Regions from separate parts of the Homo sapiens genome. Here region 2 is linked to region 1. A link is a contact called in ENCODE Hi-C or POLR2A ChIA-PET data. All regions are on one chromosome and are shown on one strand. Each heading gives the region's core, a stretch centred on a gene start or an enhancer-like site at or near the end of the contact. The rest is flanking DNA. Distances are from core to core; before and after follow the strand shown. Region 1 overlaps GHR (growth hormone receptor). Region 2 overlaps GHR (growth hormone receptor).

The links. A loop is a pair of places that touch in the nucleus more often than their neighbours do. ChIA-PET counts read pairs that join two places held with the same protein, here RNA polymerase II (POLR2A). Pooled maps may share reads with other maps.
Region 2: a loop to region 1 is called in a map of B cell, with 2.6 times the contacts of the local background. The contact joins two enhancer-like sites. A Hi-C loop is called at or near these places in 4 of 168 maps with a recorded cell type or tissue (B cell, heart left ventricle, heart right ventricle and 1 more) and 1 of 50 pooled maps. POLR2A ChIA-PET finds 5 or more read pairs at or near these places in 5 of 52 experiments (BJ, Caco-2, MCF 10A and 2 more).

Annotation. Positions count from the first base shown.
Region 1 is chr5:42,578,739-42,583,786 of GRCh38, reverse strand. The region is part of intron 2 of GHR (growth hormone receptor); the gene reads right to left. Among named protein-coding and RNA genes, the nearest start is that of GHR, 160 kb to the right of the region's middle. Within about 2 kb of position 1,791, at least 2 of the 41 ENCODE cell types and tissues checked have a DNase peak (open chromatin) inside an H3K27ac peak, as active enhancers do.
Region 2 is chr5:42,620,052-42,624,893 of GRCh38, reverse strand. The region is part of intron 2 of GHR (growth hormone receptor); the gene reads right to left. Among named protein-coding and RNA genes, the nearest start is that of CCDC152, 130 kb to the left of the region's middle. Within about 2 kb of position 3,498, at least 4 of the 41 ENCODE cell types and tissues checked have a DNase peak (open chromatin) inside an H3K27ac peak, as active enhancers do.

The DNA.
Region 1 (5,048 bases), core at 542-3,041:
GAAGAAGAATTTGGGTAAATGACAAAAGAAGAAAATGAGGGACAAAGAAACAAAAATATCCCAAGGGTAATGTTTTCCAGGTAGATTTTTGAAACCTTTAAAAAGCCCTTGAATAAATGCCAGGGTCTTTACAAAGTTCTGCTCTAAATGTAACTTGTGTGCAAATAGTGTCCAAACAGCTGGAGGCCATCCTAACGATTTCTGGCATAGCTGTAGTCTGTAGACATCATGCTGGGGACCTGCGCTGACTTGTGTGAACTGGCCAGCTCAAACTGGTCACTTTCCTGCTGTTCCCAGTTAAATATTTTGCTGCTTGTCAGCACTTCCACTAGAGGGCAGCAGGTGGAAAGAAGATGTCAAAATAGATTAATGCCGATGTTTGGCAATAGCAATTGTCAAGGTGGAACGCAAAGTAATGGGGGTGCAAGGGCCTAGTTGACTGAATGGAAAAGGTAAGATCTTGAGTAATTAGTGGGTTTCCATTTCTAAGTGAAGACAGAAATGGGAGAGGAGAAGGAGTTTAATGTCAGTAGAAAGCTGAAGCAAGGCTTCCCAAACTGGTTAATCTTCAGACTCATGTTTGGAGGTTTAGTCAAACAAACAAGCACACCTAACACAGAAAACACTCCAGAGCATCATTCTGTTGCAGGATTCTTCAGGTCTTGCTTTTCCAGCTGGAAACTTTTGTGTTTCCTTTTTGTGGCTGGTGGCACATTTGCCCAAGTTTTGCTCGGGCCCAATGGGCTTGTTCTGCCAACGGCCTGGTAGGCTATGCTCGGGTTGCGCTACCAGCCTGGACCCCATGCCTGCCAAGGGCAAGCCAGGCGTGGAGCAATGAGGGATACGTGAGTGGGTAAGCATGGGGTTCAGCCACTGTGTACAGCCAGGTACACCAGCTGCCGTGGTGGGGTGAGCAGCTCCAGGCACCAGCACAGGCACCAGCTCCATGCAAGCCTGCGGCTGCATCTGATGTACGCAAATGGCTTCCACCGTGGGCAACTGCATCTGGACGAGGGGAATGTGGTGACGCCTGGGAGCATGGAGATGACAGAAACCGCAGAGCCCCCAAAGAGGGTGTCACACAGGTCTGGGCTCCCCAAAGGGCTGTAGCTCTTCTGTTCTTGTCACCTACAATGTGGTGGGCAGGGAAGGCATGTCTCAGCCCTGTTCGTGTTACAGCTCTTTCAGTCCTGCTATTAAGTGGGTCCTGAGTTCTTGTCCCACATCCAGGAAGAATGAGATACACAGACAACTGGAAGGTGAGCAAGGTGAAGAAATACTTTACTGAGTGACAGTACAGTTCTCAGGAGACCTGAAGTGGGTAGCTCTTATCCATAGGCAGGTCATCCCGACATCTGCCCGAGTTTGGATAAGTCCAGGGATTTTATGAGATCAGAAGGGAGGAAGGGTGTGCTTATTGGTCCATGGGTGGCTATGGGAAGGCCTGGATAAAGCACCATAAGTTCTCACTCCCAGCCAAGGACTCCACCTGGAACTGATAGCTCAGCCACAAGGCTTCCGGCCATCCCTGGCTTGAAGGTGGAGCTTCACTGGGGACTGGCCTCTTTCTGCCCAGGAGCCTGTCTGCCTTCTGCCACCATCTACATGTCATCCACAGCACCCAGGCTGTTCATGCCAAGGGGCGCCTGCAGGCCTGCGCTGAACCACCCCTTAGTGCCCTCTCAGTCTCCCTCCCATGCTGGTTGGTGTCCAAAGTCCAGAGAGTGCCTATGTGCCAGGGGGCTGGTGTGTCAGCACTGCTCCGAGTGTGTGCACACCTGACCAGGTCATGACAGCATCCAGGCTTGGCCATGACTTTGCTTCACCCCGGAGCGGGTGCTGGGTGCAGGTGCAGGGAGAGGCCAGGGAGTGATAGCAGGCACTTCCAAGCCTGCAGGAGCAGGGGGTGCTTCCTGGGCCCCCGAGAGCACGGGGATGCCCAGGTCTAGAGGCACAGATGGGCAGCTGCAACTGTGCCTGAAGAGCACTGGGCTTCAGACCTGCCAACTCAGAAGGGTCAGGCTTCCCACCTGGCAGCTCTGTGGAGGGCACAACCACAGCCGCACCTCCCCCACTACAGCCGGCATCTTCACAGCAGCGGCTCCAGATGGGCCGCTGCTGCCATCAATTCCAGATCTTCCACATCAGAATCTCTATGTATGAGGCTTCAGAATTTGTATTTTTCAGAAAACTTCCAGCTTATTCTAAGGAACAGCCACAGTTGGTCTAATACAGGACCTCTGAGGTCCCTTCCAACTTTCAGAAGACCAACTTCACTAACATAATATATGCTTAATGCAACCTTCAAATTAATGGCAAACTTGTCTATTCCACTAGCAACCTGTCTCTAGAGAAAGAAAGGGCAGAGGTAACTAAGATTTCTACAGTGTGGACTGCAACTTACAGTTTTCACAATTCCATAACAGACACAATCTCTCTTAACCGTTTAATCCTCACAACAAGCTTGCAAGTAGGAAAATTCTAAAACTCCACTGACAGTTGGAAAAGCAAGTTCCAGTGAGGCTGCCTTAGGGTGGTGAGTCCAGAAGCCATGACTTTTGACTGGAGTTTATTCCTCTCCATCATAATGTGCAGTGCCTTTTCAATTCCGTTCTGACTCTGGACTTATAAACAATCTTTTAATCAAACAATTTAGAGGAGCTCTAAGAATGATGGCCAAGTCCAAGTTATGTGCAGAATAAGAATGGAAACAAGCATAAGAAAGAGATTTGTAATGGCAATCAAGAGACGCATCCTCATCTTTTCTGCTGGTGCTGCAGGAAGCAGAAGGAAAATACTCAGTGGTAATTTTCAAGGAATACGAAAGATGAATGAAGGTGGGTGAGGAGTCAGGGGCCACGCTTCTGCCACTGGAGAGAGGAGAGTGATTTTATAAGGGTCTTGTCTGAACATAATTCATAAACTTCAAAATCTTCTTTCTGCTGAGGACCACTCTGCAGTGAGGGAATAAGCAGGTATTTCCTATTTTGTCATGTTTCAAACAGATTTTCAAATAAATTTTTTCAACTAAAACACTTGCTGTTAAATGCCAACCGATTGAGAAAAACACACTAGAGAAGGAGGTTGTGTGTCTTGGTCCTACCTCTGACAGTAACTGCTTGAAATCTTGGCTACATCGTTTAATTCTCTGGGCCTCGGCTTCCTCATCAGTAAACAGTGAGGACTGGTCCTGAGGCTTCTAGCCAGAGAGATCACAAAGATATTTAGTTTAGTTTCAATTTATTTTTAATTAGTTTCTAACATTTAGAACCTAGGAGACTCATATAAAATATTAAAGATCAACTTTTGGGTATACTCAGATGAGGAACAAATGGGGCAGTTTTCCATAGCTCTTTCCACCTTATAAAATACTAGATAATTTATTATTTTTGTAGCCTATTGTCTGCCTCACATTCATGTCCTCCACCCCACAAACACACATATATCTCACTAAAGCAAGCAGCATGACCATAGAGGTTTTTATCTCTTTTGTTCATTGAGGCATTGCAAGCACCGAAAATAGTACCCAGTAAATAATAGGTCATCAATAAGTATTTGCTGTGTTAATTAACTTTAACATTAAATTACAGTTTTTTAAGTATAGTTTTTTCAAGTGAGGAAAGCTGAAGGCAACCAGATCAACCCAGATATAAGACATAAATATGTTCACTGAATCATAGTATGGATTTTACAGTGAGCTGTCAAATATAAAGGCTACTGATATATAGTTCTGCCTATATATGGTATGTTTGTTTCTCATAATCAAATTGTGATTACCACTAATATTGGGGGAAATTTTCACATGAAAAACTTGAATATACCAATAGATCCCCACCTGTCAGCTGTTTGTTTCATGTGTAATGATTTTAAAAAAAAAAAACAGCATGGCATGGTTATTTTAAAGGCATGTGACAGTTCAGTACGTGGAATGTTCCACGTTAATGTAACCTTAAATATGGCAGATTGATTTCTCTAGTGGTAAAAAGCAGGTTTTAAGACTGATGAAATTTAATCTCACACCAATAATATAAACAGCTGGCTTTGCAGTTATCATACTCTCCTATGCTTCCTTTAATAAATGTTCATGGATGTCTCCCAGTTTGCTCTACCAGCCTTTAATTCTTAGGGCTGTCAAGGGAGAAATGAAAGGAAGCATTTGTTAGAAGCACTCAAATATGACCATGCATTCATGGGGATTTGTTAACTGATGTTTAAGTTGTTGTATTTCCCATAAACAAGCATGAGTGACAGGCTTTAAGGGTGATCTTCCAAAACAAATGTGACTCATAACCATTAGTGCAGCACATGCTAACAACTCATGTCCTAATCAGCCTCTGAGTACTCCCTGGAACATGGAATTGGTCAAATTGTAGAAGAGGTTTAAAGAAGAAAATGCTGCAACGTTTCATGTAAATATGGCTCCATCAAGCATGACAGCTTTTATGTGGAATTTCCTTGGTAATGAGTATTTAATGTAGAATACCCTGGAACAAGGTTGGGAAATTCTGGTAGGTTAGTGAATCTCTTTGTCAATCTCTTTGGTACCAGCAGATAATTACTTAGGCAGAATTATATCTATCTATCTGTCTATCTATCTATCTATCTATCTATCTATCTATCTATCTATCTATCTATATCTATCTATCATCTATCTATCTATCTATCTATCTATCTATCTATCTATCTATCTATCTATCTATCTATCTATCTATAGTGTCAGATTTAGAGTTTAAAACAGGTTTTCTTGATAGCCTGAATGTTTCTTTTAGAATCAACAGAACTAAAACAGACCTAATTCTTCCACTTGAAGAACATGCTGAGGAATGAATTTCTGCTTTGACCTATTATTATTCCCTAATGTCTCTGATATTTATTGCTGTACGTAGTGAAATCTGAGTTGTATTTTTTGCTTTCGTTTTTATTTTATTATTTTTGTTTGATTGTTGGCTATCATTGGAGCAGGTATGAAAAAGGGGAATTAACAGCTGTCTGACAACTTCAATTCTTAAGTTGCTCATTTAGATTTGATACCACTTCAGTAGTGTCCC
Region 2 (4,842 bases), core at 2,249-4,748, 39 kb before region 1:
GCTGCTTTGATACTCTAAGTTTTTATTATTACCATTATTTTCTAGAACCATTCCCACCACCATCACAGATCTTTGCTACAAATCAGAGAACACTTTGTTTCATTAATTCTTTCTCTAAGATGAGCACTAAAAGAGGACCTTTGGTCAAGGTTCAGTAAGTTTGTATAACTGACAACTATGTATTACTTGAGAAAGTTTTGATAGTTCAAAGGAAGAAAAAAATTAAGTTAATCAAAATAATAACAAAGTGAAAGGAAATTTTTGTAGGTGATAGGTTTATGGCATACATGCAGTAATAATTTCATGGATGTATACTTATCTCCAAATTCATGAAGCTGTATACATTAAATATGCACAGATTTTTGTATGCCAACCATACCTCAATAAAGTGGTTTTAAAAATATGTTAATCATGGGATAGCACATAAACATATGTGTTATTTTGGTCAAAATTACGTAGGAAGTTTGTCTCAATTTTCAGCTTGAATCTGAGAAAACTAATGGATGACAATTTCCAGGCCTAACATCAGCAGTAAAGTTGACAAATTTTTCCACGATGGCAGAAATGGAATGTGGGGGTCAGTTATGAGATCCTAAGGAGAGTGCAGAGCCAAAGCTCTGGCCTGGAAATGCTTGGGGAGCCCTGGCCAGCCTTGAATCTTCACAAACCAGCATTTAATTCTTTTTGCAAACAGACATCTTGTGACTTTGCCTTTATCGTGCATTTGGTGACATTTTCACAAAGCAAAAAGTCTTAGTCAGCTAACAGTCCTGAAAATATGTAATGAATCGAGACATAAAAGGAACAAATGGTACCCTCATGGAAAGACTACAGATTTATGCTAAGGGTGCTGGTTAAAAAGTAAAGCACAATGAACAAAACTGCGCTGGCTTAGCAAATGGAAGTGTCATTCTCAGTCATCAATTTTAATTAGCATCAGAGCCATGTACCTAATGTCTAGAGGTGCTGAGCAGTAAGGGAAAAACAAGTAAAGGAAGACCATAAGCAGAGAATCACATCCAATAGTAACAAAGTTAATGAAACCATTACGAACTGTGGTCTTGGTTATGATCTGCAAGGACTCCATTTATTAACTATTCCCAACAAATCAATAAATAGGCACTTTTAAATGCTGGGTTATAAAATAAACTAGCTGCAGCCCCTGGCCTCAGTGAGCCCACATTTTTCTAGGCAGGGATCTATAAAGGAAGAGTGGTCAAGCATTGGAGGAACAATGGAATATCTGTTAACAAATTTGGAGAAACTTCCTTGGGAAGGTGACTCCTTGAGACAGGTGCTAAATTTGGGATAAAGGGTAATGTGGAGGAAAAGAAAGGGCAGTTGGGGCCAAGGAAACAAAGGTGCAGAAGGTACAAAGGTGCAGAAGACACAGCCTGGGCATGTAAAGAGCTGTGATGTGTTGGGAATGCATGGATGGAGCTGGGGATGTGTTGAATTAGGGAAGAAGCAGGGGCACATCAGGGAGAACCTAGCCAAAGAACTTAATTTTGATTCTGCAAACACTGGGGAACCATTAATTTGCTATGCTTGGGGTGGAGCGCCTCACAGTGTACTTACCAAGACTAGAACTGACTGCAGTTGAACTTTCCCTACTTACACTCAACCTTGTACTCAACTTCTCAACAGAAACACGTATCTAGGTCTTGGTTTCTCTGTGTTTAAAATTGAGAGAGTAAAAGTATCTATATATATATAAGATTTAAATCAGTTAGTACATGCAAATCATTTCATTTACAATATAATTAGTGATAAGTAAGTGTTATATATGCTTATCATTGTTATTGTTTTTGTCATTATTATTATTGCTAGTCACTACCTTGACAGCAGGGACATGTCTTTTCCTATGGAGAACTTGACATTGTGTTTACATTAGACTTTGTGCACTTAGGGTTTTGCTGATGTGAAGACGGGATGTTGTCATAAACCCAGCTAGACCATTTAGGCCCTCCTGGTGCAGGCTGCATGTAGGCAGTGGGTTCTGTTCTTTAAGGGTGTTTGGCAAATGAGTTGGTGGAGTAGGGGATGGAAATCTACTTATGGCAATGATTCATCCTGAGACTAAATGCAGCCAATCCCAGTTCTCTAGTGTGTCATTAAGGAAGCAAGAGTAGGAGAATCAATGTTCTGGCAAGAATCATAATTCACCAGTTGTGTAGCAATGGCATTTAGAAACACCCCTGAATAGACAGTGCAAACACAAGTAAACATAGTACCATATACAGCAACCAAGCTATACAATTACAGGAGGTCATGCATGTAAAGGGCCTCACACAGCAGTTATTAAATATACCAAGTCTAGGGCCCTGCCCCAGATTGATAGAGTCTGAATCTCTAAGTCCCTGGTCACTCTACATTTTGGAAAGGTCCTGGGAATGTGTATGCTTACCTTGCCCTTCCATACCCCTCCCTGCCAGGTGATTCTTATGACAAGACACAAAATATATTTAGGAAACTTTTCACTATACCTTCTTGCTCTGGTCAGAATCACCATATCCTCTGCAGGGCTCTGCCTCTAGGGTTTCCCCACTATGTGCCACAATTGGTACTCATGAGGAGGCACTTGATAAAGTACATGCTGATTGATTGATCTCAATGTCACAAGCATCACAAAGTTATATTGATGAAGCCAGGTTGCTGAGGCTTTGGGCAGAAATACCCTTCAGGGATCAATTCTCAAAGAAGCAGGTGAGACGTGTGATGTCCTTAGCAGCCAGGCCCCCTCCTTTTGCTCTGTGGTTGGATACTACTCAGTGGGTCCTCAGGCAGCAATCCTCTTTTTGGTCATGGCTACCCCTTGGCATACTGAGTCCACCAGGCCTGAGTGCAGTGACATTTCTAAGCTGGAATATCTTTTGTGGCTCAGTGAATTAATTACATTCCTATCCATAGTTTTTCCTGAACCAAAGTGTATTATCTCGTACATGTTATGACTCTTGGCAGCTCTAAAGAAGCCTGTGTAATCTAAACAGGAAATCTCTGAGCCCTTCCAAGAGACAGTATTACCTCCCCACATCTCCATGAGGGAGTGTATTTCTTCTCTACTTGAACAGTAAATCATACAGCATATTACATGAGCTAGAGAATTTAAACAAATAAAACAGGAACTGTGAAATGGTGCTGGTGGTTTCAAACACTTTTTAATGCTTTACAGTAAAATAGTAGATAACAAACTTGGAAGATAAACCAGTGTCATTTAAAAAAGCACATGTTTAAATACATCTGCAGTAGCCACATTTTGCTGTAAATGTATTTTGAGAATAGCAGGGGTTCAGCAAGAATCAATGCGCAATGATAAAGACCTTCTTTTCTCACAGGTCCTATCTCTGGCTTAGAGGGACAAATGTGGAAGTTTCCTAACAACTTCAAGCTTCACATATTTATTTCCTGTCTAGCAGTGTTCTGCTTGGTGAGTTTTTCATAAACATCCTCCTGACATAAGCTTGTGCATGTGCTGAGATATCCGCTTGCAATTACAGACAGATACTAGAGTTTGGCTTTTCAAATGCAGTCCCTAGCATAATAAGGCCAGTTAAAGGTGCAGTAGTGACGTCCAGGGAACACATTGGTGGTGGTGTTTTCACAAAGAATACTGAAAGGAACAGGCAATATGAATGCTGGCTCTCAGCTGGCCTGTATCTTCCTTCTGCAAAGCTTCCCAGTAATTCCTCCAGCTTTTCCTTCCTACTGTTACAAGAGCAGCAAAACATCCTGCCCAGCTAGCCACCCCAAAAGCTGCTTTTCGTTATGGAGAACAGCAGAGGTGTCAATACCAGGCCATAATCAGTAAGAGAGTTTGCTATGCCATGGGATAACAGGAGCGCAGATTAATCACAGCAATGCTAAAAGGAATAAATAGAATCACATTTTGGCACTGGGCCAATATTAATCCTAGGTAGGCCAGCCAGGAACATATGACTGAAATTGGAAGGATATTCAAACAGAATATTGGAAGGTGAGATGGAGATGTAAGGGAGAATGACAGAAGTGACTATCTCTTCCCTTATAATGTTATCATAGATCTTTTTAAGACTTGTGAATTCACTCATTCAAAATAGTAGTGAGGAGGTTGATTTAATTAAGTCTGGAGCTCAGCTGGTGACTCATAGGTAGCGTGCTGGAGCCACCTTCTCTTCCCAGTTCTGTGTTCAGTTGCATCACGTTATCAACTTTAAATCAACAACAGTGGGTATATTTACACCAAAAAAAATTAGCAAGTCCAACAAATGAAGAATTCCTACCTTCTAGTCCTGTGTAGAACCATCCACCTTTCATGGTCAATCTGTGTCTTCTTTAGGAAGCAATTTTTCTTTCTCCTAGTTGGGATCCATCTCTACATTCTTTTTGCTTCCACAACACCAATTTTGTTTTTAATATCTGGACAATGGCACTTATTATTCCATGTCTGATATGTTAGTTATCTAACTGCCCAATGAATAATAAGCTTGAAGTCTGAAGGTAAGGATCATGGCTTATTCTCCTTTTGATCCATCACAGCATTAGCATAGTTCCTTAAATATAGGGAGTGCTCAATACATATTTGTAAAATTACTAAATATTTAACTTTCAAAAAATGTTGTGAGGCATTATGATTTTACTTATAATATTACTTTGAATTTACCATATATTTTGAGTTCTCTGAAGTCTCAATTTGCACAAAAGAAGATTCTAAAGTACATCATCAGATCCTATAACAAGTGTCCTTTTGGAACCATGAATGCTCAAATTTGAGGCAAAGTCAACATATTTTAACTAGATTTATGACATCTAGTCCCTTGCTAGTGTTTGATAAGGGAAAAAATAATAAAAATAAGATTAATTTCT